5 separate regions of the Mus musculus genome follow, and all the other regions are linked to region 3. The links are chromatin loops, found by intact Hi-C in ENCODE. Cell type or tissue: heart. All regions are shown on one strand. Each heading gives the region's core, and the rest is flanking DNA. Links, peaks and the distances in the headings are about the cores only. Region 1 has its middle 10 kb from the start of Gm32485. Region 2 overlaps Myo16 (myosin XVI). Region 3 overlaps 9530052E02Rik (RIKEN cDNA 9530052E02 gene). Region 4 has its middle 77 kb from the start of Irs2. Region 5 overlaps Myo16 (myosin XVI).

Region 1 (6,519 bases), core at 773-5,772, 190 kb after region 3:
CACAGACACACACACAGACACTCACACACACACACTCACACACACACACACACACACACACACACACACACACACACACACACATAGACAGACGCACATGCGCAGGCAGGCATGTGCGCGTGCGCATGGTATGTGGAAGTGAAACTGATCCATGATGGCTTCTGTGGCTGTGGTTGCTTGCTGCTGGCATCTTTGTCTGCAGTCTCTTAGAGCACACACGGTATCTGAGTGCTTGCACTAGGCACTACACTTCACTAGTCAAGATGCCGGAGCACAGGCCGGAAACTAAGACTGACTTCCGATGTCCCAACTAAGTGGCCTTCCAGAAATCACAAGATATCACTCGGCCTCTGTTTCCACATTGGTATTCATTAGGAATCGTACGTATACCCGGTAAACTATGATGCTAGACAGCTAATCTTATAGCACCCGACTACTGAAATGCATATGTGAAAATGCACTTGTCTGTGAAGAGCTACTGTGGGCCAGGACGGATGCTAGCCAGGTGTGAGAGTGCCAAGGCCAATCCACAGGGTTCTCTCAGGGACTTCCCGTACACCACAAGCTTCTGGCATATCCAGTGAGGGTCTAGTTCTGTCTTTAGAACCAGGGTGGCATGCTTGGAGAGAGTCACATAAAAGCTGGCATTCAAGTGTGGTTTGATGGTTTGGGTCCATCCAAGTGGATAGCAAGCTTCTTGGCAGGAGGGAAGGTTCTGAGGTGACACAGATGTGGTGAGTCGGAGACTCTAATCTAAAGTTAGTGTGCTGAAGCAGAGAGAAAGAGAGGGTGCAGGGCAGGCCTGGGGGAGCAGTTGTGGCCCCTCCAAACACAGACACAGGGGAGCATGTATTTAAAGGCATTGGGAAGCTACTTGGGGGTTCTACCAGTGTCCCTTGTCTTTCTTGGCTGCCGCCAAACCTTTCTGTTGCATGTCGGCTAACAGGATAGCCTAGTTTTGCAGACAGAATCTGTACCTTATTTTCTAAGCTACACTTTGTGTGACAGCACCCCCCCCCCCGGGCTTGAAGAGGGGAGTGTATTATCACAGAGATGGCTGCAGACATGTGCTTGCTCTGTGGTGCCATTCACGCACAGTAGCTAAGCTGTGGCTCTGCCTAGGCGTCCATCAGCAGAATAGATTTGTTAATGAGAGAGAGACACACAGAGGAGCTTGACTCAGTTACAAAGGGAATGAGGTAGACAACTTATCATCACCATCATCACCACCACCACCATCATCATCCGTCCTCATCTTAGCAAAATGAGCCAGAAAGTCAAACAACACATGTTTTTCTCTCTTATGAGGATTCTGGATTTTTATAGACATAAAACGTAAGTGTTTAAAAACATCCGTAGTGGGGCTGGAAGCATGTCTCAGTAGTTAAGAGCACTCACCACTCCTCCAGAGGGCCACTTCAAGTCACCTGTAACTCCAGCTTCAGGGCATCTGTCATCTCCTTCCTGCCTCTAAGGTCATTGTACTCATGTGTACATACCACACACAGACAAACACATACCCATAATTAAAAATAAAATAAATCTTTAAAGAGTACACGCAGTGATGAGTTTCAGAAAGACATTAAAAAAGCAAACACAAAGGCCAGTGTGTCTTGAATATGCCCTATATTATGTATGTAGATATACATTTATGAATATCTATTTATGAAAATATATTCATATATGTCTTTATGTATAAAATTGGAAGCAAGACTGCCTGGGAAAGAGAGAGGGAGAGACTAGTGGGAAGGGGAGGGGAAGAAGAGAGACTACTTGGCCTAATCCTACATGATGTGCATACATGCAAATGTGTTCAGGACACCTGCTACTATGTGCAGTGAATACACAACACTAATAAATACCAGTAAGGGAACCAGGAATGTGAATTTTGTTCCATCATGCTGGCATGTTGTAAATTGTGGCAAATACTTTACGTATATCAGCCTCACATGTTTAGGGAACAGTGACGACACAAAACAGCCAGGTAGGAGGCACACAGGGAAAGGTGATCAGCACAGAGCTATTTAGGAAGAAAAGGAAGTACCAAGAGCTAAGGAAAAGAACGAAAACCAAGAAAATACATCAGTGCCACTCATTTTGTAAACAAGAGTGGTTTAAAACTCAAAGAGGTAAAGTCATTGATGTGTAAATCACCAAGTCCACACCTCTGACCGATGGCCTCAAGGCTACAGGTAAACAATCTGCAAACAAATACCTGAAAAATGCAAAGGGGACGCTGGCCAGCAGGAAGGTGGGCAGGCCTGAAGACCCAGTCGATCCTGGTACATCAAGGCATTTCTTGGGGCACATATGCGAAGACAAGGAAAAAAAAGATTTAAAATGCAGATGTCACATGGAAACAAAAGGCCAGAGACTTTCACATGGTAGAAATAGATTCCTGTCTCCGTGGGTCCCAGCAGGTGCTAGGCTTCATAGTGATACCTCCAGTACGATTTGGAAATCCCATGCTAGGCTTTGGGGTGACATCTGCGGTCTAAAGAGCTGTGCTGCCCAGGTGCCTGGGCGAGGGCGTGGTTTCCATGGAGAACAGGCACGGGGTTGGGGGGTGGGGTGGGGGGTGAGGAGGCACAGGAAACATGCTCACTCAGTAGCCGGGGTTGGAAATGTTTGGGATTGAAAGACAGGATCATTAGTTGGATGCGAAAGTGGAGCACAGTCACCTACCATAAAAAGCACTCGAGGTTGCTTTGGTCACTCTGGGCTCTGTTAACTGCGTGGTGGCTGATGCAGGCAGCTTGGAGTTATAGGGATGTGGAGGGACGGAGGTTTTCATCAGAAAGACGGCTGTCGGGATGTAGTGGGCATGAATCAGACTTAGAGAACAGAGACTTGTGCATGGGAGATGAAAGTGTGCACGCTGACACAGGGTGAGCTGGACCAGTTCATCCCCCGTGTTTTACTTCATGGTGTTGCAGCATGGCACAGTTGCACTAACAGAACCCAGAAGATGCTCTTGCTCTGGTACCCAATATATAGTGTTGATTTTCCTCCTTGAGGAAGCTGACTCTGGGAACAGACTATAAATAACCAAATGGCTAAACAAGGGGATCCCCTTCTCCCCAGAGCCGTGTGGTGCGCACTGCACAGCCCTGGTGTTCAAACGCTTGGCTTTGCGTCTACAATCGGGATGCCATGGCAGACTTCTAGAATGTGGAGGAAGTGTGGCCCACTGAGGCTCTGATGGGAACGTGTAGCTCCCAGGATTCCAGGTGCATCTTTCTGTTGTTGAAGCACCACAGTTTGGGGTAGTTTGTTATAGCAACGACAGGTAGCAACTTTCCTAATGCATCTTCCCCCCTTGCTTGAGTAGCATCGGTGTTCCAGGCTGCAGCCTCTGCAACATAGTCCTCGTACCATTACAAGTGACTAGTGACAGCATGGCACTGCTGAGCCCATGGCTAGTCACCAGTGCCCCCTGCTGAGGTCATGCTGTAGCCCTGTCTTGGCAGTATCGGTGCTAGATGTGGGTGCCCAAGAGCATTTAATCTACACTGAGCTGTGTGAGGGACTAGGGTTGGAAAGAAGAAATAAAACGGGTATTTGACATTTTTCTAAAAGGTGAACTTTTCGGAAAATAGAGCAGAAAGATATTTGAGAAGAGCTAGCAACGTGTCTGTGCATGTGTGCATGTGTGTGTGTGTGTGTACATGCATGTGCAGGTGTCTGCACATGTGTGAGTGCCTGCACACATATGCACAGTCTCTTAGTCTTCACAATCTCATAAGCAGAGGAAATACTTATACTTCTAACATGTTCCTTCTCTGCTAGTTCTATGGGTGTTGGCCTTTTCTACTTGGTTGGTGGATTGCAGAGCAACACTGGCAGCACCCCAAGGTTCACTAATACATTTTATTAACAGTCATAGAAAAAGCCAACTATCATTGTAGACACCGCATTTATAGTTTGAATCATGAATTTCTGATAAATGCTGTCAAGAACTTGGTTGAATGTGTGTGCACATGCTCAAAGGAACCTAGCAGTTCTCTCCCAGCGTGGATTCAGCAACAGAAGGCAAAATGTTCACTTGCTCTGCATTGGACACACAAACACACACACACACACACACACACACACACACACACACATACACACACGTGCGCGCGCACACACACGCACACACCACTTCGGATACAGAAATAGTTCTTCAACATATTGATAAGAGAACGGTTTCTTGTGTTGGCCTTAGCTCATAGCTAGACTCTCTGATTCAAACACCTCTGCTTAATGCAATGGGATGCCTCTTAACTCACAATCTTGTATTTTTTAAATTCTCAAGGTTTGCTTATCCAAGGGGACAAAATACAGAAGGCCCATGTCAAACTAACAACATTTTACCGAATTCTGGGATGGCACACTTAGCCTTCCTTAGATGGCTCTGCCCACTGTCAGGACACAGTTAAGTCTGGAGCAGAGGATTGTGGGTACAGGTGTAGACCTCACCTTATGACACAGATATGAACCACGTTCTGAAGGGATGGGGGAGGGCCCACACCCATCTTTTCTTTTCGTTTTTTGTTTTTTGTTTTTTTTGAGACAGGGTTTCTCTACAGTTCTGGCTGTCCTGGAACTCACTCTGTAGACCAGGCTGGCCTTGAACTCAGAAATCCACCTGCCTCTGCCTCCCAAGTGCTGGAATTACAGGCATGCGCTACCACAGCCCGGCTCATCCATTTTTCCTTAAATCTTCTACTTGTGTTCACTCTTAAGTCACACATCTGAGACAGACAGGCCAGGGCACACTAGCTTGTCCATGACCGATGAAGATCAATGCTAGAGGAGATACCACATCCAGGGCCCCCAGCTACTGGGCTTAGCACAGACCCTAGGTTCCTGCCAAGCATCTTCCCTACTCTGCAGGATGGCAGCCAGGCTTGCTTAGCTCATCATCCACAAAGACATCAGAAATAGAACACGGGAAACGTTGACCCCTTTTCTGGATGCTGTATTCATTAGCTGGAACTGATCGCTGTGAGCTTCAGTGTGAAGACCACTTGTTCTTCACCCCCTGGGCCCCTCCATGGTTTTGTTTATTCAGTTCCAAGAATAACCGGGCATGTGTGGAATTGGCTGATTTTTCTCTCAGTGTTTAAAATCATCCATTCAGAGCTAATCTTTAAAGGACACAGGGGAAACAAGGGAATGAGTATTTCAAGTTTCTTTAACATGTCTCTCTTGGTCCAGAGAGGGGAAAAATGTACAGCTTTAGAACTTCCAGAAAGTTCTATTTCCAAAAGCCCCCAGCGTTTTAAGTGTGCAAAGAAGGATGGTGTGGCAATGTTAGTCTCTGCTCTGGAGCCTTCACTCATTAAGCAGAATGTCCTGGTAGCACTTATTTAACTTCTCTGTGCTTCCGTTTCTTTTTGTCTCGAAGGAAACACTCTGTACTGTTTCCAGTCTGTCGTCAGCTGTAGAGATGCCATGTTGGATGCTGTTAGAGAGAGGGAGAGCAAAGCGCCTCTTACATCAGCACGGCTGCCTCGGGTCTTGTGAAATGCTGCTCCCTTTGCGTGGCAGCTTGGCTCTCTCTCTCTCTCTCTCTCTCTCTCTCTCTCTCTCTCTCTCTCTCTCTCTCCACCCCCATCTGTGTCTGTCTGTCTGTCCCTCTCCCTCTCCCTTTATTTATTCCTTTCCTAGGCAGGAAGTACATTGACTTGAGAAGTAAGGAGCTGAAGGTTTGGGTTGTGCCTACCTCCACTAGCTCTCATCTCTCACTTTAGTCTAAAACACCATCTGTTTGTGGATAATCCCGAATCTCTGCCTCTAACACGGCATCTCCCAAGAAGTGCAGACTACAGGCCTGCTTGCCAGCTCTGTATTTCCAAATGGCTCTTACTAGACACCCAGGCTTGCTAGGCCAAACCCATCTCCCTGGGGCTGGATTTCATGAAATTCTTCCTGTCTCAGTTGGTAGCATTGCAGTTCCTTGCATTTGGTCCTGGAACTTGTCTTGGCCCCTCTTTCCCTAGTAGTTCTCATTGGATTTTTTACCACAATAAAAGTTTCAAATGACACCCTTTACTCACCGCAACTCCTGAATCTACTTGAACCAAATTCAGAGTATTCTTCTCTATCTAGTTATGAAGTTGAAATAACTATGAAGGGCCTTTTCCTGCCTGGTAACCAAGGGATTGGCAAGCCACCTTGGAGAGTGCCTGTGGAATTACTGAAGGTCAGAACAGTGTTTTCTATGAATCGACAGACTCCTGGTCTCTCATGGTTACACACAACATTCATTGCAATCAGATAGACTGGGAAGAATCTAGATGCGTGTCCCTTGTGAGCACAGACGATATGTAGAATGTGGAGAAAGCCAGCTGTCTCTGCATAGAAGACAGCAGCATGGCACCATGGAGTGAGTCAAGCAGCGTGGACCAGGAAAACAGGGTCCAGGACACAGCACAACATGGGTGTCTTCACACTGAAGTCCCGAATCTCTCAAGGATGCAGTTTAGGCAAGGATAGTCAGCAAACACATCTGTCCTGTCCGAGCTTCGGGTC
Region 2 (5,000 bases), core at 1-5,000, 600 kb after region 3:
GGAGCTTCCTGTTCAGAGGTAAGGTGTGTCTTACTAATGTTCCCCCAGCCAGTGCTCTGCGGGGGTCCTGGAGGTGCTAGGTGTCTGGAACACAGTGAGAAAGCTGGACCCTACTCTGCTCAGACCCGCGCACTGTGATGCTGCAGCAGACCCTGCTTTGCTGTTAAAGCAAAGCTCATTCCGAAATCCACATTTTAAAAAAGCAAAAGTAGTGTTTTCATCCCTGGTAGACCTGGGGCAACATCTTCTAATCAAAAAACAATTTAGTCCTGAATAAAATCTCATGTGTCTTCCTTGACAGATGCATAATGGTTCAAACTGCCGGGGTCTCATCTCAGCTTCGAACATCGATGGTGAGCAAGGTTGGGCCAGGTCTGGGTTTTCACCACCACATAAGTCATAAATAAACGTCTGGTTCTCAGAGCGTTTTGGGTTTGGGAATAATGAGTAAGTCATTAAGGCCAGATCCCCACGTCTCCAAACTCACAAGCTAATGCATGCCAAGCCCGGATTAGTGTTGAGCTGTGTTCTGACCCAAGAATGACTTTCTCTTTCCATGACTGAAGTGCACGAGCCCACTAGGAGTCGGCAGGCTGATCCGTCTCACTTAGTAACGTGTGAACTTCAGTACAACTTCCCACAACTGAAGCCACCACCAGTCAGGCAGTGGAGGGGCCTGGAGGGCGGTCAACCATCCTCTCCCTCAGAGACTGGGGCTTGGTCTTTGTGGCCATGCATAAAACATGGTTTGATAAAATCAAACGATACAGTGTCTGCCCTACCTCCCAACAGCTTGCTCTTATCCAATGCTCTGTTCTAAGCACCCTCAGTGTTTACTCTATTTTTATGTAGAAGTGCTTCAAGTAACCATGATAAAATTACAAGGAAGCACACACCCACCCTGGATCATGTGACCTTTAACCTTTCCAATCAAATGTGATTTCCCCCCACTAGAAATCTCACGAGAAATTCCATTTATGCTAAAATATATGTCTAACCCTCTTGTGTAATCCTTCTGACCCCTAGCTTATTGTGTGACTTCACCCTTAAATTTGAACAGTGTTTAACTGTCCAAAGCGTGGTGAGGGGAGGGGAATTAAGAAATGGTCAAGCACACAGTTGAAATGAGGTGGGATCACTACCGACTTGAATACTGTGCAGATTCTGACCCAAACCACCAAGGATGGGACAGCCAGGCATGTTCACATTAGCTTGGCACGTGCCAGCTGCTGACCTGGCTGGCCGCTGCAGCCCCTGGTCAGCTCATCCTCACCATGGTGACATCAAAGGTGACTCTCTACTGTTACTGAGAATCAACAGAGCCCTGTAGGAAGCCATCCTCGAAGCACCCAGTGTCAACAACAAAGCAAGAGATGCCTCCGTGCATAAAGAGTTCACGAGTTTAAAGCTCATGCAGAAATCTCGCTGATTTAAGACACGGTCACGTGATCCATGCAAATGCACTGGTTCAAAAGTCCTATATATAGCTGCCTATTGATGCTGAGGGTGGAGTGACTCACAAAGTCTTGCGATACCACCTCAAAAATATTATTCAAGCAAAAAGCTACACAATATAACTTGTCTGGAAACTTAGTTTTGAATAAAATTGCGTAAGTCTTCCTAGACAGATGCCCAATGGTTCAAGCTGCCAGGGTCGGCATCTCAGCTTAGAACACGGGGCAAGCATGGGCCAGGTCTGGGTTTTCACCACTCCTTAAGTCATAAGACTTATAAACACAGGTTTACAAGACCCCTCTGCAGTTTTCACACACAGGTCTTATAAACCATCAGATTTTCCCTTGCTTAAAACCGTGTGCCTGAACAAATGCTGGTATGTCATGGAGTCATGGAGAGTCACCTTTAAATGACCCTGAAGTTTTTCTTTACCTTGAAAAAAAAAGTCTGAAATGTCTTCAGATTCACCCCAGCCCTGCAGTTAACGACTCAGCAGAGAACACACTTTCCTGGGAGTTAATTGCTCAGCTCTCCTGTGACAGGTGCTAGCAGCCATCACAAGTTCAAACCACGGTGAGGTGACTCAGCTCTCTGAGCGCAGGTGAGAAGCAGGTCACCTGCTCACAGTCAAATGACTGCTTTCCAGCACAGTTCGAAGCCTGACCTCTGCTGAAGAACATTAGGGTGCCGTCCCACAATCCTCTCCATCATCAGTCAGCCAGGACGGGGATTAAGAGTCTCTTCTTCGGGTTTAAAAGCCTAAGTTTTCTAGAGGCTAAACCCAGCAGGGAGATCATTTAAAGTGAGCAGCAATGACAGCATACGCTGCTTTCATTAAATGTCGATTTGCAGGAATATAAATTATATTTATCTCCCACATATGACACTGTGTGCACAAAAAATGAAATGTTATTTACGTAAGAAATGTGGGGCAAGGAAAAGAAAAACACGGGAAAAAAAGTGTAAGCAAAAAGAATGAAAGTTTGGTTTGGCATTGGTTGGCTGGGCTGGTTTGTGTCCCTTTGAGGTGTGGGGAGAGCGCCCTCTTGTGGGATTCTCAGGGCATGCATTCTGCCTAGTCAGAGCTTGATAAAGGCTAGAGGTGCTTTGGTAAATGCTGTTTTCATGAACTGGAGGGATGGGTGCCCACCCCTGCCCTGAGCAAGCTCTGCAGTTAGGCAGAGGTGCTGTGCTCTAGCGAGCCTTCCTGTGCTGTAAGCAGAGATGTGTGTATAGGTGGACTTTAGTACTGATGTAGGGTCTATCTGTATCTGTGTGGGATTTAGAATACCTTATAGCATGCACATAGCTGAAGTTAAAGATGCATCTGCTGCACGGATTCTAAAACCACAGGCAGAGACAGTGCTCGTCCTTTAGAATAACGGTCACAGAAGGCATACTAAGTGCAAGGGCCCTGCAGTCCCTGGACTGCTGCACATGCCTCTTAGTGCTTCACGTAGATAACGAGCTGTTGTGTGTGAGACAGGCTGCAGGCTGTGGTGGTTTGCACACTAGTAAGACACAGCCTACTTCATCAACATCATACTTGGCTAGTGTGTGTGTGAGAGGGGGGGAGCAAGCAGAGAAGGAGAAGGGGACTGTGTAAATTCAGATGAGGTTTGTTTAAGACAGGGATCAGCAGGTTTGTGCAGAATATGGGGTAAGCAGATACATCCTGCAGCACACAGGGGCTCCTGTCCTCATATGAATAGCACCCACTAGCTATTCATAATGCACGCTAATAAGACACTTGCTTTGTTGCAGGGCACCGAACTCTTTGTGACTCCTGACTGTCCCTGCTGGGGCTCCTCACAGAGACACCACAGGTTCATGGCTTTGTATCAGTTTAGGGCCCTGCAACATCTCTTCCAAGAGAGACAAGCATCTGATGTAGCCTGTGCGTGAAGTCACCGTTATGCTTCCTACACACTCTGATCACATGCAATGGCCCCTTGCTGTATCTTAACACCACACTTTCCATTGAAGCCCTGGGACAGCTCTCAGTTGACCAGGATGCTGCCCCCAAGTGCATGTGAGGACTCAATAGGTGTCTGTATGTCAGGAGCCATCTGAGGTATCCCTCTCTCATCTCAGAGTCATCAGCTACCACGCGGCTCCCTGACCTGGTTATGTATCACGGAATCACGCCGGTGACCACACACTCGTTTATCACAGGCTTCCCCACAGGAATACAACAGACTAAGCCAGAGAATTTAGCATAGTGAAGTAGAGATGAGCTGGAGACCCCACGTCCCAGCAGCCTCTGCTCTGGGTACCATTCACTCCTTATAACTTCTAATTCTCATCCAAACACAAATCTGGTACAGTGCCATGTGGGGTCTGGCTGGCTTCTGGTAGGAGAGAGTATGTAGAACCAGTGTTCCTCAGGAGACCACCTTTGTGACTTCACGTGTCACCAATGACTGCATTTCCCCAAAGCTTTGACCTCCCATGAAGAACAACCACCCTTGATTTAGCACTGAGAGTCCTCTCTTTCTTGTGTAAACCCAGTGACTATTAGCTACCCGCACCATGGCCCGACACATTACAAGATGACAGCAGATCAGACAGTGTTTCCCAAACAGCATCCGCATGCTTACAGAATGCTAGGATTTTGTCCTCCCATCTGAGACACAGTAAGACAGTCCAGCATATTAATAGATAGCTCAGCCCTGACAGTGGCCAACAGCCTTCCTTGGGCATATGAAGACAATTTGAAGCTGAGAATTGTGCTTCCAATGTTCAGGAAACTGTTATAAAGCCTTTGATCACTCACCGGTGTGCACAGAAGTTATTAAGGTGAAGTCCACATTTTTCTTCCGAAGATAACCCGTCCATCAACCAGGAGAAAATCAGAAAGGTGCCCTGGCCGGGAGGCTGAGCCACAACCCTGGACTTCTCCAGCATGTAAGTGGAAATTCTGGCTGGTTGGGAAAAGAGACAGGATTCTGTTAAATGGCATTGTTAATTCAATTTCCATAAATTTACATGTTAATTAATTATAAACCATGACAACAAAGCTCCTTTTCCAGCACAGACATTCAAAAAAAAAAAAAAAAATAGAAGAGACTTTATTTTCTACATTAGTTTAGGCCCTTCAGAGACACTCAGCCCAAGGCATTGGGAGTTCAGAGCCCTGACCCCTGCTGCCATAGCCTATATGGTCCCTGGAAGCAGCTTATATGATACTTGGTTAAGTCTGAGGGGCTGGTGCTGGTCTGTGCTCATCTGAAAAGCTCATGCTTTATGTAAGAGCTCACTCTTCGTCTAGCAATCCTATCTATCCCTTTAGAGAAACTTATCACTGTGTGCAAGATCTACCCTTATTCTATGACACAGGATTCCCTCTGTCTTAGTCATGGTTCTCTAGAGAAACAGAACTGAAAGAATGAACACACACACACACACACACACACACACACACACACGCATACATTTATTGCAATATATTTATTATACAAATATATTTAATACATACATTCATTAGGATGGCTTATAGGCTATCGCCCAGCTAGTCCAAAATTGTCTACCAATGGAAGGTTCAA
Region 3 (6,519 bases), core at 874-5,873:
AGCTTCTGTATGAGTTGGAAGCGTCCTCACAGTATGGGCTGATAGTTAGACACCACTTTGAAACCACATCACTGAAGATAGATCCAGCCGGCTTCCAAACCAATTTAAACAGTACGTGCTCAAAGTCTGATACTTATGTGATAAAGGGAAAAAAAGATGCATGTAAAACAAGATTTGTCTTCAAAGTTGCCACAATTTTTCTTCCCACTTGGTTGCATTTTTTCCTATTGTTACATACACATTTCTTCAAAAGGCAAATCTATTTAACTAGGATGTAGGTTAGCCTCCCTCCTTCCTTCTTTTCCCTGTCTCTCCCTTCCTTCCTTCCTTCCCTCCCTCCCTTCCTCCCTCCCTTCCGTCCTTCCTTCCTTTTTCTCTCTCGTTTTGTTTTGTGTGTTGGTTTGTGTTCTGAGACTGAATCACACCGTGTAGCCCAGAAAAGTTTCAAAGTTGCAGAATCTCCTGCCATGGCTGGTGGAGTGCTGGGGCCTCAGGCTCACCCTGTCATACCCCACATTTGTTTCATCATTGTAACTTGTATCATCATTATATCGTCTTTTCCTGGAATCTTTGTGGATTCTAATATGAATGCTGACAATGAAACTCTCCACGCTTAAGGATTAGAACCACATCAAATCATTCTATTATGTTTTTAATAGATATACATAAAGTATGGCCTTAAGAAAAAAAATGGAAAAGAAAGATAGAAACCATTTACTCTGAAAGGATGGGCTAAAACTACAGTATCAGGAATTAAAACTACAGTTGAGAAAAGACCAGACGATGTTGCAATAACATGTGACAATTTCTATTTTCAAATTCTATGTCACAACTAAAGATGCTTATAAAAACAGAAGTCTTTAGCCCCATAAACCTTATGGAGGCAGAAGAGTTCAGAGGCAAAGACATGCATTCTGGATCATTGTAAACAATGAGGCTTCACAGATACCCACGGCATGCTTAGGTGCTTAGTGTTGGCTGATTTTTATGATCTGAGTTGAAGATACACTAATAGCTTGTCCATCAATCCCTTCTAACACACATACTTCAGGACATGGCTGTCATCCTGAACCCCCACCATGCTGCGCGGCTGCGCTCACCCAGATAAAGGTCAAACAAGTCACAGTACATCTCAGGTGTTTGTTTGTTTGTTTGTTTGTTGTTTTGTTTTGTTTTTAATTACAGTGAGGCTTCATAATAGGGTTTCCAAATGTTCAAATTCAGAACCTACCGGATAGGCACTATTCCACTCCATAGTGAAGAACACGTTAAGATAGGATCAACGTGTAATTCTCTTTTTAGCCCAGCAGCATTGGTGTGGCCTCTAAAACCCCAAGAAGGAAGTTGCCAATGTTGGAAGGTCTGCTGCTACTGGTCCACAGTACTACCTCTTAGACTTTGTCTGTATAAAGGGCAGTACTGATCCCCAGTACTACCTCTTAGGCTGTGTCTGCATAAAGGGCAGTACTGATCCCCAGTACTACCTCTTAGACTGTGTCTGCATAAAGGGCAGTATTGATCCCCAGTACTACCTCTTAGACTGTGTTTGTATAAAGGGCAGTACTGATCCCCAGTACTACCTCTTAGGCTGTGTCTGCATAAAGGGCAGTACTGATCCCCAGTACCACCTCTTAGACTGTGTCTGTATAAAGGGCAGTACTGATCCCCAGTACTACCTCTTAGACTGTGTCTGTATAAAGGGCAGTTTCCAGCCTCTGGATGAGCAGTTTCAGGGGATACTGCCTGCATTTCACAAGCTGATTTGGTTACTTTGTTTTGGGGAAATTGAGAATGTGTGTACTTTTCAGTTACTTAGTTTAGTTACTATCATTTGTGTTAGAAATGTTTTAAATAAGGCAAAAGTATAAGACATGCGTGAAGAGCTAAATGGCTTTGTTTTCTTTTTGGTTGCAGCCTAGGGTTCCATCCATGTTGGTCAACATTTCACTACTGAGCTATATCCCCAGCCCAAATTCTCTTGTTTACTCTTTTATGAATATGTGGAGTCATAGGACATACAGATGGGAATTCTGTATCCAGGAATTAAAAGACACCAGTTGAGTTCCCTCTTGACCAAGAATCATATACTTATAACATCTACATTTCAGAGGATGGAATTTTAAATTTCCTCTGAATACGCTAAGGGCCATGTGTCAGGGTGAGCACAACAATGTGACACTTTTTTTGTTTTTTGTTTTAGAGCTTTATTGAAGAGAGGGGGGGGGGGGCTGGCCACGGCCACGTGGCAAAGAAGGGGAGAAGGGAGAGGGAAAAGGAGAGCTAGAGATGAGAGTAAGAAAGGTGAGAGCTTAAGAGAATGTGACACTCTTATGAGTTTACTGTTTCTGATGCATTTTTAAGATTTATTTTTATATGCATGTGTGAACGTCCTCTGCACATATCTACGTGCACTACATGCCTGTCTGATGCTTTGAGGTCAGAAGGTGTTATATCCCTAGGAACTTGAGTTACAGGTAGTTGTAAACCTCCTGTAGTTGCTGAGAACTGAACTCAAGTCCTCTGCAAGAGCAGAAAGTGCCCTTAACCACTGAGTAGTCTCTCCACGCCTGGTATTTTATTTTTTAATATTTAGTTTATCTCTGTGTGTGTGTGTGTGTGTGTGTGTGTGTGTGTGTGTGTCTGTCTGAGTGAATGTCACGTGTATTTGAGTGCCTTCAGAGGTTAGAAGAGGCATTGGATTCCCCAGAGCTGTGTAGACAGTTGTGAACCATCTGTCATGGCCCTTTGGAAAAGCAGAAGGTGCTATTAACCACTGAACCATCTCTCCAGACCCAACTACTGTTACTGATACTGTATGCCAGCTTTTGTTGTAAAGGCAGAATCCCAAGGATGTGATTGGCAGGACACACATCAATCAAGCCTTTGGGATCCTTCCTTCTAGGCAAATAATAGCTCTCTCTAAACAGACCACTGATCTTCCTATTGCCATTATATTGCAGCATAAAATAGAATCCAACATGGTCTAAACTGAGACCAAGTAATCAAAAGAAAAAAAAAAAGGTTGCATATTCAGAATGAGCTAAGAAGTCATTAGCACACAATTCTAACTATTTTACTCAGAAACACCGATACACACTTGTGACTGACACTTGTCATTCATATTATTTTCTTTCCCACTCATATTTTTTTATTTCATTTTGAAATTTTTCTATGTGACACTGGCTTATTCTACAAAGCATCTGAAGTTGAATAGCCAGTGTAGAGGAAGGTTAGCTTTGGTGTTATCTAGCAAGGCATAGCATAATCCTGAGTTTAAGTTCTTGATTTCTTGTGCTGGTTTGTTTTCCGAAACTTTAAATTGTTGTTAGTAGATATTTTGCACCCTATGGTGTTGAATGTGCTCATATTCGTTCCACAGTTGCTGGTCTGCTCCCAGGCCTTGATCACGTCCCTCCTCACCTGTTACTCTGTCCTCTGCACCGATGCGTCTCTCTTACATCTTAAATCACATTTAACTGCCATCCTTCAGGATCTCAGCAAAGCCGATGTACGGTAGGTGGGAAGTAATTTCATGAAACAACCCTTCAGGCACCAGCAGAGGGGCAGCTGTGCTCACTGGACGCCTTAGAAAAAGACGTCGCCAGTGGGTGGCAGTGTGGGTAAGAGCCAGTCACATTTCCCGAGGTAGAAATCCTTAAGGCTGGGTTTTAAAAACAACCTTACAATACAGACTCGAGAAGCAGCCCGCTAATGGTTGTAAGGACATGGCAGGTTTTGGAGTGAGAAACAATTTCAGCAAACATTGGGCCACCTGGCAGGAGGCAGCTGGCTGTGTCAGTTACTTCTGGAGCCCAGGCCAACTGCTTGCTCCTGATCCACAGCACAGAGCAAAGAGCATAATTTGACCTTGCTCTCCAGAGGCTCAGGGACTTGCAGAAGGTCACTCCCAGCTGTCCCTATTTCTCCTTCAGAAAACATAGCTGTGTCACTTCAGAGACATTCTTTTTTTATTTATTTTTATTTTTATTTTTTCAGAGACATTCTTAATGTCCCTGGCATCCACTGTGTGGACCCAGAAGCAGGCAGTTCTTACTTTATACGTTATGGTGGTTGTAGCATTCAGTAAGCCTTTATTTTAGAAAACCATCCTTGAGTTAGTGCCTAGGATTATCAAGACTGTTGAATCAACATTTTTTTTTTTTTGAGACAGGGTTTCTCTGTATATCCCTGGCTGTCCTGGAACTCACTCTGTGGACCAGGCTGGCCTCGAACTCAGAAATCCACCTGCCTCTGCCTCCCGAGTGCTGGGATTAAAGGCGTGCGCCACCACGCCCGGCGAATCAACATTTTTAATGGACAGAATGAATACTAAGGTGGAAAGCTATTACAGTGTCTAATGAAATAATACAATCAATGTATACACATTCACATAAGCTCTTTTTCTTCCTTCCTTCCTTCCTTTCTTCCTTCCTTCCTTCCTTTCTTTCTTTCCTTTTTTTCCTTCCTTCCTTCCTTCCTTCCTTCCTTCCTTCCTTCCTTTCTTTCTTTCTTTCTTTCTTTCTTTCTTTCTTTCTTTCTTTCTTTCTTTCTTTCCTCCCTCCCTCCCTCCCTCCCTCCCTCCCTCCCTCCCTTCCTTCCTTCCTTCCTTCCTTCCTTCCTCCCCTCCTTCTCCTCCTCCTTCTTCTCCTCTTTTGTTTGTTTCATTTTTGAGACAAGGTCTCACTAAGAGACATGACTGGGCTGTGAGTAGACTAGGCTGACCTTGAACTTAATAGAGCTTCACCTGTTTTTGCCTGCTGAGTTTTTACACGTTCTGATTGTTGAGCTGTTGGCACTTCCAAGCACAGATACTGAGTGAGGTAGACAACAGTTACATTCTTGCCGAGAAGTTATCCTGTTGCAAACACAGAGTTCACATATTACAAAATTCTTGTGTAATTTCAGTTGAAACATACTAGCAAAGAGATGCGAGGGGGGGCTCATTAAATGCAGCAAGTCTCCCTATTAATCCTAGATGGGCAAAAGTCTGCTCAAGGTTCATTCATCAGAAATGCAAATGTTTTGAATATACTTGTGAACTAAGTTACTGAGGTCAGTGTAACAGGGCCAACTATGCCATCCTTTCTAAAGGGGAAACAGACTTGCCAACATAAACTATTGTTAGGCTTCCTGGAACACATTTTAAGTGAGGGCTGTTCACACTGGCCATGTAGCAGTCCACTTGACAATTTGCTTAGTCAGCTTTCAAAGTTGACTTAGACATAAAATTCTGTCAGACACATTATGCATGAAGAATTAAAGAAAAACTTTAAAACTATATACTTTTCTCCTATACTAGCCTTTCTACATGAAAAAAAATCTATGATTCATTTTGGTAATAGTATTTATATCATGAATTTTAAATGCATTTTACCTATTTATACAATTAAGAACTTAATGAAAATACTTAACTTATTCCTGAAAGGCTATCTTTAATAAAAGAAGCAAAATTACATGAATTTTTATTAAAAATAAAATCCCATATCTTCCTTGGTAAACAGCCGTGGCACACACCTTTAATCCTAGCATTCAGGAGGCAGAGGCAGGCAGATCTCAGACCTAGAGGCTACTCTAGTCCACAGAGTGAGTTCCAGGACAGGCAGGGCTATTCAGAGAAACTCTGTCTCAAAACAATCAAAAAATAACCAAACAAAACCTTATGGTCATTTGTCAGCTGTGAAAGGAAAAGAAGGATTCTAAGGAAAAGATCAAAAGGCAGGAGGAAAAGCTGCAGCCAGGCTGTTTATTGGCAACAGGCCAGGTACATGGCACCCAGTCCCCGTGAGCACAGCACGTGGACAGATGTTAGGAGCTGACTAGTACTGAAAAAGTATGAGAGAACAGTTGGAAAATCCCAAGATACACAACCGGCTTCCAGTAAATAAGCAGCTTATCTGGCAGCAGGAAGGAGAGAAAGCAGGTTGCTCCGAGGGTGGGCGCTCGCTCTCTAATAGAGTGGGAGCCTCTCTGACTTTGCCCTTGGAGCTTCCAGGGCAGAAGAATAACAAGCACCTTGTTGTAAAGAGAGAGGCCCGTCACCTCGTCGAGAGCAGATACGACTGACAGAGCTGGTACCTCCCCTGACCCCTCCTGTGCTGCTAGCTTGGTGACTGGGGCAGCACACAACAGGTCACCTGCTTCTGATCCCTGGTAGGCAACATTAACACAGCCCCAAGGAAAACAAAGCTGCTACTGGCCAGGCTCCACTGGACACAGAACGTCAGCACTCAATGCATTCCTAAAAATCTAATTTTGTATTGAGAGTCAGAATAAAAAAAGAAAGCAAAAATGGTGCTTTTTTTTTTTTTTTCAAAGAAAAGCATAGGGTACTGACGCTGTGGCCTCTTGTCCTGCGCTATTTCAGGTTACAGAACACACAGGCTCATTTATGTGTCTCATAAAGTGGGATGTAAATTATCACAATCAATAAAAATCGAGCCACATTTTCTTCGAGCTCCAAGATAAAAATCCTGTCGTGTTGTTACGTTTCTTCTGGTTAGCGATAATGCTTGGTGATAG
Region 4 (6,519 bases), core at 949-5,948, 71 kb before region 3:
ACCTTTTTAGAACAGCGGTTCTCAATCTGTGGGTTGCGACCCCTTCAGAGACAAATGATCCTTTCACAGGGCTTTGCACATCATATAACCTGCATATAAGATATCCTGCAAATCAGATAACCTGCCTATCAGATATGTTGCATGTCAGATATTTACATTATAATCAATAACAGTAACAAAATTACAGTTATGAATTAGCAACAAGAATGACTTTATGGTTAAGGGTCACTACAGCAGAAGGAGCTGTATTAAAGGGTCACAGCACTATGAAGTTTGAGGACCACAGTTTTAGAAGATTATGTCTCTAAAACTAAGCACTGCTCATTACAGTGGCCTCTCTAGCATATATGAGCCCTGTCTGGAAGAACTGGAGCCTTTATTATCAGAAAAATTATACATAAAAAGATGTACTTTTGTTGCATACATGTTTCTGTGTGGATATGTGCACGTGTGTATGTACAGGAACCTGTAGAGGCAAGAGAATGTGGCAGATGCCCTGGAGCTGGAGTTAGGTAGCGGCGAGCCTCTCAGTAGGAGCTAGGAACAAAACTCTAGTCTCTTGTAAGAGCACCAAGTGCTCTTAACAGTGAAACCATCTCTCCAGCCCCTCCACAAGAAAGTCTTATTTTTGTTTGATCAATAAATATTGATATCTATAGATACCGATGAATGGAAATGCCAAGAAAATTGTGCAGAAGATTGACATCTGACTCTTCTTGGGACCACTTTATATTTGGGTAGAGTTGGTCGTGAGCTGAGAACAGAGTCTGTAGGTCTCAAACAGGTAAATGAGGTGTCTGAGTGGGGACAGCAACAGTGTCCTGAGACGGTGTTTGCCATGCTCCCTGGGGTACTAGATTTGGAACTTCTGACTTAGAGTCTTAAACGCTCTATGTAGGTCCCAGTGATTTAATAACCAGGCTGAACACACATAGAGGGAGGGGGCATTTAGAAGGAGCATTCTGCTCCTTCCTGACTTATCTGAGAGTCTCTCTAAGCTGTTCTCTCCCCCCTTTCTCTCCCTCCTCTCTCCCTCCTTCCATCCTTCTCACCCTCCCCCCTTTCCCTTCCCTCTCTTTCAGTCTCTTGGTCTCAGTCTCTCTCTCTCTCTCTCTCTCTGTGTGTGTGTGTGTGTGTGTGTGTGTGTGTTCATGTGTGAGCGCAGGCATGTTTGTGTCATACCTCCTGTGTGGAAGGCCTAGCTTTCAGATGTGTTTGTTGGAGGCAAAACCTTGTGCATTTTGACTCTGTACGCACTAAGCTAGTTGGGCAAGGAGCTTTGAGAGGATTTTCTGGTTCTCACCTCCCATCTCCCTGAAGTAGAACTGGGGTTACCCTACTGTATTCTGCTTTAAGTAAGTTCTAGGGGTCTGACCTCAGGTCCTTGTGCTTGCACAGCCAGCTCGTTAAGCTCTGGTCCCCTTCCATGCCTCTCATTAAGGCTTGCAAAGGTGGGCTGGTGAGATGGCTCAGTGGGTAAGAGCACCCGACTGCTCTTCCGAAGGTCTGGAGTTCAAATCTTCTGGAGTGTCTGAAGACAGCTACAGTGTACTTACATATAATAAATAAATAAATAAATAAATAAATAAATAAATAAATAAATAAATAAATAAATCTTTTAAAAAAAGACTTGCAAAGGTTTCTGGGTGATGCTTGCTGTTGATATACGCTTGCTCGCTGGCTTGGAATCAACGACAATTCACATATGATCCCTCAGGGACCAGGTACCCAGACTATAGGATCCTGCTTGGAAATGCCAACATGGGGAACTTTAAGGGACATTTAAAACTTGAAGTTGCCCAGGACTTCAGAGCCAAGCCACAATATGTTAATGGCATACAAATCAGATGCAAATTCATGCAAATACATCTTTCAATTGCAGTTCTCCTCATGCCTTAGTGTGGTCCTTGGGGAAGAGTCCTCCTGTAGACCCTTAATCTAAAAAGTTGATTTAATAGCTTCTCCCTCCGTAACCTTTTGTTATCTAATTACCTTCATTAGCTGGAATAATGCATAAATGCACTTTGCAGAATTCCTTAAGTAAGAGATCTTTGTTTTCTTAAAGATATTCTTATCTGGTAAGTAATTAGTCTGAGCACACACACACACACACACATACACTGATCTACATGCACACGCATGTATATGCACATGCATGAGTATGCACATTTTGAAAAAATTAGCATACAATAGAAGGGATGGCTGTAGGAAGGAGGTTGGGGAGATGCCAGTCAGGAAACACACAGTTGCAGATGAGAAAGGTTGTTCAAGAGTTTTACTTCACAGCCCGGTGAGCAGGGTGAAGGCCGACTGCCTGGACTCTTGACAAGTGTCAAGAGATCATATACATGCTCTCATGAAAAGGAGAGCTGTGTGAGGTACTACTGAAATTCCTAACCAGACAAAAACCTCTACCCCTCCCACTGAGGTTCCCAAACACACAGAAAGCAGGATTCTGCCAAAGTCCACTCTGGAGAACCAGAGGTTAATTGAGCATTGGTTACTTAGAGGGGTCTAGATGCCCCTCCCCACAACAGGCCACCCTGGAAAGCTTTCACTCAGCAGGGATAGGGTTTACCTGCAGCCAAATAGAGGGAGTCCTTCTTCTAGTCTTTCCTTGTGTGTATACTCTCATTCCTCATCAAGAGCACAAGGCATTAAGGCAGACTTGTATACCACAGATGGTAGAGAGTGGCTGCACTCTCATGTGATGGTCTGGTGACCCTTCCCACCCCTCCATGAGGAGGTGTAAACAACCAGCAAGCCCAGATTGGATACTCTTTCTGCAAGAGGGTAGTATAGATGAACTCCCAAGATGGCCACTGCTTGGCTCGGAGAGCAGTGACTTACAACACGAGGTGATGGTTCTTAGCCATCTAGGAGCAACAAGTCCTCAGTGTGTCTACACTTCAAATCATTGCATTTTTTCACAGCAAACACATACAACCCTGGTCAGCTGAGGGGAATGTAAACAGAAGATACACTTGTCCGGCTCCTTACGTTCTGATGATGGGCATAGACAGGAACGGGCTCATTGAGAACTGCGCTTTGAAATGGTTTGTTTCCTGTCCTTGGGAAAGCCCAGCATGCCTAACAGAATCTGCAGCAATGGCAGTGGAGATCTTTCAGATTTTCAGAACCCTGTCAGGTATGTTGTCACCCATAATTATCCCTCAGGCCCCTGGCACAGAGGAGAGACACTGCCTTCATCTCTTACATCCACTGCCAAGTACATCCAAAGTGCTCAGTGAGTGTTTACAATTGGGAGAGGGAGCCACAGGCCTGTTGTGTAAGGCGGAGAGCTTCAGGGAACCTTGCCACAGCACCCCCCAGTGTGAGTCATACCAACACCAATTCCCCCTTGGAGAGAGTCCCTGGGAAGCAGTAGAAAGAGCAGCCAGGATCTAAGCAGCTGATTCTCCCTATTTTGCCTCCCTGCCTCTCTCTGGTGTCTTTAAATCTTCAGATTCCAACAGAGAAGCTGCTGTGGGTGAATCCCACTGCATGCTCTGCAGAGGAATCCAAGATCAGGGTGCAGAGCCCACTCCCACAAAGATACCAAATCATCCAGCTTTGTTTTCATCCCCGAACTGGCAGGCATTCACCTCTGGGGCTCTCCCCTTCCTGAAGCTAGAACTGGTCGGCAAACATAACAAGAGAAGGGATGTTTACTCCTTCATTCGCTGGGTCATGGTCCTTTCTGTTCCCCGTGATGGACAGAAAAGCAGCTGACCTTATGAGGAACATTGGTACCAGTACAGCCTCCTTATTCCTGTGCTGAACTTATAGGGGACAAAAGGAAAGATATCTTGTAATCAACACGTCCCTGCTGCATCTTGATATATTATGTTTTAGCCAGGACATTCAGTGCGGTTTATCATTCACAGACCTCAGAGAGTAGACTTGAGGCAGATAGCAGTGGTCTTTCTAAATGGCACTGCCCTCTTGAGAACTGCACTGACTCCAGGTAGATAGAACCTACTGTGAACACCTCCCTCTTTGTTCAGCATCTCTAGCTGTTACTTAATGAAGACTGACATGGTGGTCACCGATATTGATTCTCTAAACATCCCTGTGTGGCATAGGCCACTCCTACTTTCGAGCTTCAGTGAAGAACTGGACATAAAAACCTGAAGTATTAATATTTGATTTAGTCAGAGTCAAACCCAAGAAACGGAGACTCAGAGCCTGAGCTATGAACTGCAGTGCATAGCAGTGCCTTGGCTATGCACCACAGCCATACGGCTGCCTGGGAACTTTTGCCATTTGTTAGTCAAGAGTGATCCCCAAAGATCTGACCCTGGAAGTAGTCCCAGAAAAATTAGGCTCTTTCAGAGATAGGGAGAGCCTGCATCTGTGAGCACATCTGAAAACAAAGAGTTGGGTGTGATCTTCTGGCAGGAAGTGGCTGCTGAGATCTGGCCATCCTCCAGTGAGGGTGGCTAGCTTCTGTTCTGCCAAAGATACAGGCCAGTCTTGAAGATGTTGTGCAGGGCAGATTAATCTCATAGCCCAGAGAAAATGGCCCAGCTGAAGCTGAATATAAAGTGCCTAAGATTTTGAAAACTACATCTGGTGAGCAAAGATAAGATGAGAGGCACCAGGCCCAGATCAAAGCAGCCTAGAGCAGCGTCTTCTCCAGTTTCTGAGGGAGCCACCTGTAGTCCACAGGGCTTCTGCACACACGTGGAAGCCACGGAAATCCAGGACCATTTCTCACCTCAAGAGCCTGCAGGGCTAGTTCTGAGCCGCCACGTGCTGCTTCTCGAAGATGATCATTTGGGGCATGCGGGGCATTTCCAGTCCTCTCTGAGCCTTGCCTGCTGCCGTATGAACTTTGCATGTGTTAAATAAATGTTTGCTGGGTGAATCCACCACAGAGCTCATTTCCTTCTGTACCCATTCATCTTGGGATCAGACTTAGAATCAGTGAAGAATTTGGTGTGGCGTCTGGGCGTGTCTGTGAAAGTATGTCCATAGAAGATTCAGTGAGGAACTGTGATGCACCCTGAGTGAATGGCTGAGGGCTACACAAAACAAAAGGGGGAAAAAGGAAAAAGCCATGGACTGCCATTGTTTCCTCTGCCTCTGCCTGCCAATCAGCCATGCTGTGAGACACTTCTCTCTACCTCATGCTCCAACCACCATGATGTTGGTCCAACCACATGGGGTGAAGCAAGCATGACTGAACCCACTGAAACTGTGAGAAAAGAAAGCCCTTCCTCCTTTAGATGTGAAAAGTGACCATCCCACTCGATTGCTGTGCTGGGGAGTTTTATGTCAGCTTGGCACAGCCACAGTATTTTAGGAGGAGGGAATCTTAATTGAGAAAATGCTCCCTAAAATTGACCCATGTGGTATTTCCTTAATTTATCGTTCATTGTAGGAGAGCCCACACCACTGTGGGTGGGGCCATACCTGGGCTGGTGGTCCTGGGTTCTATAAGGAAGCAGGCTGAGCAAACCAGGAGGAGCAAGCCAGTAAGCAGCACCCCTCCATGGTCTCTGCATCAGCTCCTGCCTCCAGGTGCCTGCCCTGACTTCTAACTTCCCTTCTGTCTTCCTCCACCCTGCTTTTTATAAGGTTATTGACAATAACAGATCAAGGATCCACCCTGCTTCAGGCTAACTACATCAACAGTGACCTCACTACCAAATCAAGTCATAGTCTGACATAGTGCGAGTTAGAGTTTCGGTGCGTGGATTCTAAGGAAAGAAAAAAAAAGTACTGTTCTTGTTACAGCAAAACAGATGGCATCAAGCACAGGTGATGTCTTCAGGTTCAGACAGGGTCAGTGGGAATATCTTGTCTCATCATGTCTGTGGTCTGTACTAGAAGGACTCACAAGTGACCAATGGCCGGAAGTTCCTGAAGGCCTTATGACAGCTTCTGTGCCTTATGGCTAGGCTGGACTCTCCACAGATAGGCCTGTCAGATTGAGTGCCTGCCTGCATGGTCCTCCAAGCTGAACTTCCTTTGCACATAGTTGCCTTGGCTCTAGGGGTGGAGGCCCAGAGAATGAAGGGGAAGATGTGTCATCTATAGTGGCTTTGGGAGCCCCACAGCAGCATCTCCACCTCATTCTATAGATGAAGCCCAATCAACTCCCAGATTGGAGGGAAGGGGAGCAAGCTACACCTGTTAATGGAGGTGGGTTGGAAGGAAAGTCCCATTGACAGACATGTGAGGCAGTAGATACAGTGTTAGGGGAAAGTGATTTCATCTGAGTCTTCCTTGACCATTGCCCATCATGGAGTAGTAGCTGCTGTGGTAACTTCAGAGTACCTCAGCTCTACTGTCTCGGCAAAAGGATAAGCAAATACAGTAGGATCGTCAGAGTAGAGTAGGGGAGGGTCACCAGACCTTTACCTGAGATCATAGCCACCACCCTCTCCTCCATCTGTATGTGTGGTCTTGAGGATGCTGTTCTGTGTAAGAGGTGGATGGTTGTCTGAAGATGAAGATTCCAGCGAGGCAGGCAGCTGGTAAGTTCACATCCATCCTGGGTGGGGCTCTGGT
Region 5 (5,000 bases), core at 1-5,000, 440 kb after region 3:
AACATTTTTTTGAAGTCCCCCTCCCCGTCTCCAAACAAGGTGCATGTGAGGAACTCAAGGGTCTGGGGACACTTTGAGCCCAGCCATGGATCCCCCTCACATTAGAGGTTTATTCCTCTGCTTTTTTCTCTCTGAAGTGGGAATCCCACACAGCCTGGGAGGAGGCAGGCAACGGAAGATTTAGTCATTTATTGTTTTGGATTTTCAGTAGCAAGCCCTGTGCTTACAGTCTGAGTTACTGAGTGACTGTAATGGAATTCACTCTGCAAGTCCACACAAGCCTGGCTGTACAATTTGCTTATATGAATTCTTGGGTATTTGGAGAGAGAAACTATGGTAATTTGTGAGATGAATGTCAAACCACAACCAATGTCTAGGCATTGAACAAGTTTCCAAATACTATAGGGGACAAAGAGCTCTGTCCTTTGAATGGGTCAATTTGGCTACTGATCAATTTATAAAACGCCAAAGAACATTTCTTAGTGTAACTGACTAAAGTATGAGGTTTCCAAACATCGGAGAATTAGAAACACTCAAAGTCGCAGCCACCTCTCCCAAGTACAGATACCTTCGTTTGATGCAGGGAAGTCATGAAGTTAGTGAAAGGACTCCTTCTTGTTAGAGACATACTATACCTGTGGGTATGGGGACAGCCACAGGTCTGTTGAGAGAAGAACTGTTGCCCAGTTCCTCTTGGAACTTAGTTGTAAGTGGCGACCAGCTTTCTTTGAGGATACCTATCTCATCTCTCCAAAAGACTTCCTCATTTGGACACTGAGGAAAGTGTAGTGTTAATGCAAGATGGTTCCAGAATGCAAGGGAACAATGCTTTCTGTGCCTAAGAGGGAAACTTCTGTGTGAAGGGAGGCTGTGGATGGGTGCAGGTCATAGAGAAGATTCATACAGCAGTGAACTGTGTGCTGTCTACAGCCTTAGAAATATTCATGAGCCTTGGAGCTACCTTTCACAGGCACCAAGGAGCATGCAGACACCCAAGTACATCACCACAGAGAGCGGCATCTGGGTGGAAGGAAACCAGAGCAGCCACGGACAAGACAGCACAAGATCTATCCATGGGCAAGAGGCCGGGGAGATGCCTCCTATTATTTGAGGTCAAGATTTGCATGAGGCAGACTAATTCCGTGTGGTGCCAACTCATTTGAATGTATCGGATTAAACAACAATAACATTGGAATTTCCGCTTCAAATTTCACACCACCAGTGGAGAGTAGGCACTTGCAGACAAGGAGCATGAGTAAGCAGACACCAATCCTGCTGGTCAGCCAGGAAGCGGGCGCCATCTTGCTTCTCATTGCTAAGCAGTGTCTAGGGTACAGCATTGTACCTGTCACAGAAGCATCAACGCTTTGTAAAATGTTGAATCAAGATACCGCCGCTGCCTTTATTTTCCTGCGTAAGACAAGATGGAATGGGGAATCTTGTTGGGAGTTTGTTTTTTGTTTTTAGTTTAGTTTAGTTTTGTTTTGTTTTGTGGCATGCAAACTGCTGTGGTTATACAATGAATAGTGAACCCTAGCTTCCAGAATCAGCCTTGTTGTGGGTAGTGGGCACCCTATGGGCCTAGACTGGGTGCAGTGACTGTCTGAGGTAAAGACACTTAAGAATATACCTTTCCTGTTGAAGAACGTAAACATGAGGTATTTATAAATATTAACAAAGGTTGAGCCCCAGCGTGCACTTCCAGTTCACCCAGTGATGGGGAGTGGTGTGAGAAAAGAAAGACAAAGCATCCCAGACCACAAGGTACTTACTTGTGTAACCTATTCCCTCCAGTACACTCAAAACCTTCCACAGGCCAACTTTAAAGCCCTTCTAAAACAAACAGTATTCGAAAATAAAAACACGGTTCTGTAAGATTTAATTTATAAAATACAGACTTCCAAACTCAAAATATTCTTTATCTGAAATGTTTATATAATCGAGTAGAATATCAGAAACTTATGATGATTTCTACTTGGATTAAGCAAGCCTTAAATGAAAGTGCTACCAGGCTCTGGATCTAGGAAATATCTGTATATCTATGCCTCCGTCTATATTTAAGCCTCTATGTGCCTCTTGGCCTCTACAGAAGGTAGAGCTTCCATACAGTAGTCAACCCAGCTACTGTATGGAAGACATGTTATAGTAGTCTTCTGCTGTAATCATTTCCAAGTACTTGTTTACATCTGGAACGCTCTGGATTCACGGGGTCAGGGAATAATGAAATGAGTGTTGTGCTTTCGTTGTGTTTTAAGGGAATAACTTGTGAATCAAACTCATCTTAGCTCTGTCTGGCTCCCTTCTACTTTTCTCCTCAGACTTCTACCACACGCTGTATTCCGTGGATACCCCATCTTCCTGGGATCCTGTTCAGTGACTTTCAGTTAAGAGTCCATAAAGACAAACATGCCGGGAACTACCACTCAGAGCAATAGCGCCTCCTGGTGTCCTGGCCAAGCCTCCTTTGCCATTTGAAAAGGGCCTCACATTTTCAAAGGAAGCAACGAGAAATAATTAGCATGGTGATTCTCAGATCATCAGAAGAAAACCCTGTGGCAGTTAGCTGAAACTTTAGCTCTTACAGGGCAAAGGCAAATAACTATCTGGTCATATTTCACCTCAATGGCTTAACTGGTCTAATTCTGTCTCTGGAATTTATAGGACTGTTTACCTGTAACCCGAAAAGTACATATTCAACAGTCTTGAGTTTTCTCACCCAAGCTCTGTGACTGTTACTGTCACACGGAAGCAATAAAATATGTATTTAACCCCTCTACCCCTGGTCTTTTCTCAGGCAGCATCAAGGAAAGAATTGTGGAAAGAGCTGTACTGGACAGACCCACTGCTCTGTCAGGCTTTGTAGAGGAACACTAGGCAAGCTTATCTTTTCTCTGAGCCTCTGTTTCCCCACCTGTATTATGGGCATATTCGTAGTAGTTAACTCAGAATAGAGTGTGGGAGCAGCAGGCTGTTAAAAATGGTGCCTGAAGCCCCCCACTGCTGTTAGTCCAACATGGCTAATCTTTTCAGTCAGGTCTATGTGCCTCTCCCCACCCCCAACTCTGTGTTCTGTATTATTAGAATGTCCATGATTATTTAGCTCACAAGAAAAATCTAAAGCCTGGAATGTTGACTTGTGCCTGTTAAATCCCACCACTCTGGAAGCTAAGGCAGGAGGGTTGCCATAAGTTGGAGGTCAGCTTAGGCTACAAATTGAGACTCTGTCTCAAAGATAAACAGAAAGTGAACTATTTTAATGTACACTGTTATTCATGAAATCCTACAAGGAGGTCTCCAGAATAGTCCTGGGATAGAATTATATACCAGAGAACCGACCTTACTTCTGTACACAATTTCTCCCTTACTATTGCATAACACATTTGTGTTCAAAATACCTGCAACGGGAAATTCACTGACAGTTTAGTGCTCTCCAAGTCACCATGCTAAAAAGCAAAAGAAACCCTGTGAGCCCACTCTGCAAAACGTGCGCGCCAATCTCCAAGCTTCACAGCCATCCAGGTATTAATGGGAGCTACCACTGATGCCTGCCAGAAGGGAGACTTAGCCACACACTAGATGACTTTAGATATAAAAATGTCTTTCAAAATAAAGATTCAAGAGAAGACGATTGGGAGCCTGAGCTGTGATTCACTATGAATGGTAACCCCGGGGATCCCTCAGTAGAAAGTGGATTTTCTCTCCTGAGGATGAAACCCTGTAAGCCTTAATAATCATGTAAGCTGCTCCAGCACACGGCAGGGGCATTAAATCTCTCCCTTCCCTATCTTACCATAACCCTTTCACAGTCTCAGAGATCGCCCTGCTCTATCTCAGGGGAGCATGTCACACAAGCGTATAAACCCATTTCCCTCACAGGCTTGGGAAAATTCCATTAAGTGTATGTTGGGAACTCCTGCATCTGGGTGGGAACAGCCGAGGCTCATGTCATTAAGATTCCTGATATTACAGAAGTGATCATAAATGCTTCAAAGCAGCTTTTCTTTCCTTTTCTTTTCTTTTCTTTTCTTTTCTTTTCTTTTCTTTTCTTTTCTTTTCTTTTTTTCTTTTCTCTCCTTCCTTCCTTCCTTCCTTCCTTCCTTCCTTCCTTTCTTTCTTTTTCAGATTAGAATGTATTTTGTGAAAACTCGAAGTGGGGCTATAGATATGCTACAACTTTTCAGTTGCAATGCTGGCTGGTTGATATGACCTGGGGGAGGGAGCAGGTTCACAGGCCATGCTTGGAGGCCTGCCATGCCCCTCATCTGTTCTGCTGCCTTGAGGTTTCCCTTTGTTTTGCAGAGATCTATTTTGTTATTTAGCTTTGTGTCTGTGTGCATCTGTGCTGTAGAGGCTACGGGAGGGCTCTAGATGCCTTGGTGCTGGAGTTACAGTTGGCTGTGAGCTTCCTGATGTGGGTGCTGGAACAGAACCTATATCCCCTGGAAGAGCAACAAGCACCCTTAACTGTTGAGCCATATCCCCAGGCTAGAAACCTCCTTGAGGTTTCTAAGTGATAAGCTCTCCCTAGACTTATATGGACTTCACTGCTTTTTGACAGAGAGGAATCTACCCAGTTCTGACCTATAGAAAGGCATATTTGGTGGGACTTTTAGTTCTAGCTTTTAGCTAGAACTTTTAGTTCTAGCTTCAAATAATATTTTTGACCTTATTTAATGCTTTCTTTTTAGGGTCCATTTTGGTTGTTGGGATAAAACATGACTTGTAGAATTACAACGTTTTGTTGTTCCTTACCAGTATACTTTCATTTACTAATAGCCTATAATTAAGGAGAGATTGTTAGTTAAACAAACCATTAGGCACCGAGGCATGGCTGGTTATTTATCTCCTTGTCAGAGGTCCTAAGCTTTGGCCTACTTTTTTTTTTTTAATTTCTTTTCATTTTTTTTCTAATTTTATTATGTACGATCCTTCTTGCATCAAACCAGGGGAGCTAGAATATTTATGTATTACTCCTTGAAGAATGAGCAAATTGATGAATG

What was found. A loop is a pair of places that touch in the nucleus more often than their neighbours do. Peaks named below come from ENCODE experiments on the same cell type or tissue, not always from the same donor. Only the 100,000 strongest peaks of a DNase experiment are listed, where the experiment ranks them.
Region 1: a loop joins it to region 3, with 3 times the contacts of the local background. A loop is called at or near these places in 16 of 42 quality-filtered maps.
Region 2: it touches region 3 in a loop (9-fold over the local background); 4 of 42 quality-filtered maps call a loop at or near these places.
Region 4: a loop joins it to region 3, with 2.4 times the contacts of the local background. A loop is called at or near these places in 9 of 42 quality-filtered maps.
Region 5: it touches region 3 in a loop (9-fold over the local background); 34 of 42 quality-filtered maps call a loop at or near these places.

The regions. Positions count from the first base shown.
Region 1 is chr8:10,824,666-10,831,184 of GRCm38, reverse strand. No RefSeq gene overlaps it. Among named protein-coding and RNA genes, the nearest start is that of Gm32485, 10 kb to the right of the region's middle. In heart, for the core only: a CTCF peak has its summit at 3,439 (motif pointing left); DNase peaks (open chromatin) are centred at 3,404 and 5,474; H3K27me3 peaks cover 133 bases.
Region 2 is chr8:10,412,522-10,417,521 of GRCm38, reverse strand. Myo16 (myosin XVI) reads right to left here. Exons shown (of 35, transcript NM_001319151.1): 16 at 4,232-4,379. It overlaps Gm51561 (a long non-coding RNA gene), which reads left to right. Exons shown (of 3, transcript XR_003947504.1): 2 at 302-353; 3 at 3,220-4,233. Among named protein-coding and RNA genes, the nearest start is that of Gm51561, 15 kb to the left of the region's middle. In heart, for the core only: a CTCF peak has its summit at 2,500 (motif pointing left); no DNase peak of the experiment used is centred there.
Region 3 is chr8:11,010,653-11,017,171 of GRCm38, reverse strand. All of the region lies in intron 1 of 9530052E02Rik (RIKEN cDNA 9530052E02 gene), which reads right to left. Among named protein-coding and RNA genes, the nearest start is that of Irs2, 5.0 kb to the right of the region's middle. In heart, for the core only: a CTCF peak has its summit at 3,593 (motif pointing right); a DNase peak (open chromatin) is centred at 3,631; H3K4me3 peaks cover 119 bases; H3K27ac peaks cover 1,124 bases.
Region 4 is chr8:11,082,199-11,088,717 of GRCm38, reverse strand. No RefSeq gene overlaps it. Among named protein-coding and RNA genes, the nearest start is that of Irs2, 77 kb to the right of the region's middle. In heart, for the core only: no CTCF peak of the experiment used is centred there; DNase peaks (open chromatin) are centred at 3,337 and 4,277; H3K27ac peaks cover 2,159 bases.
Region 5 is chr8:10,571,727-10,576,726 of GRCm38, reverse strand. The region is part of intron 32 of Myo16 (myosin XVI); the gene reads right to left. Among named protein-coding and RNA genes, the nearest start is that of Gm32330, 99 kb to the left of the region's middle. In heart, for the core only: a CTCF peak has its summit at 2,449 (motif pointing left); no DNase peak of the experiment used is centred there.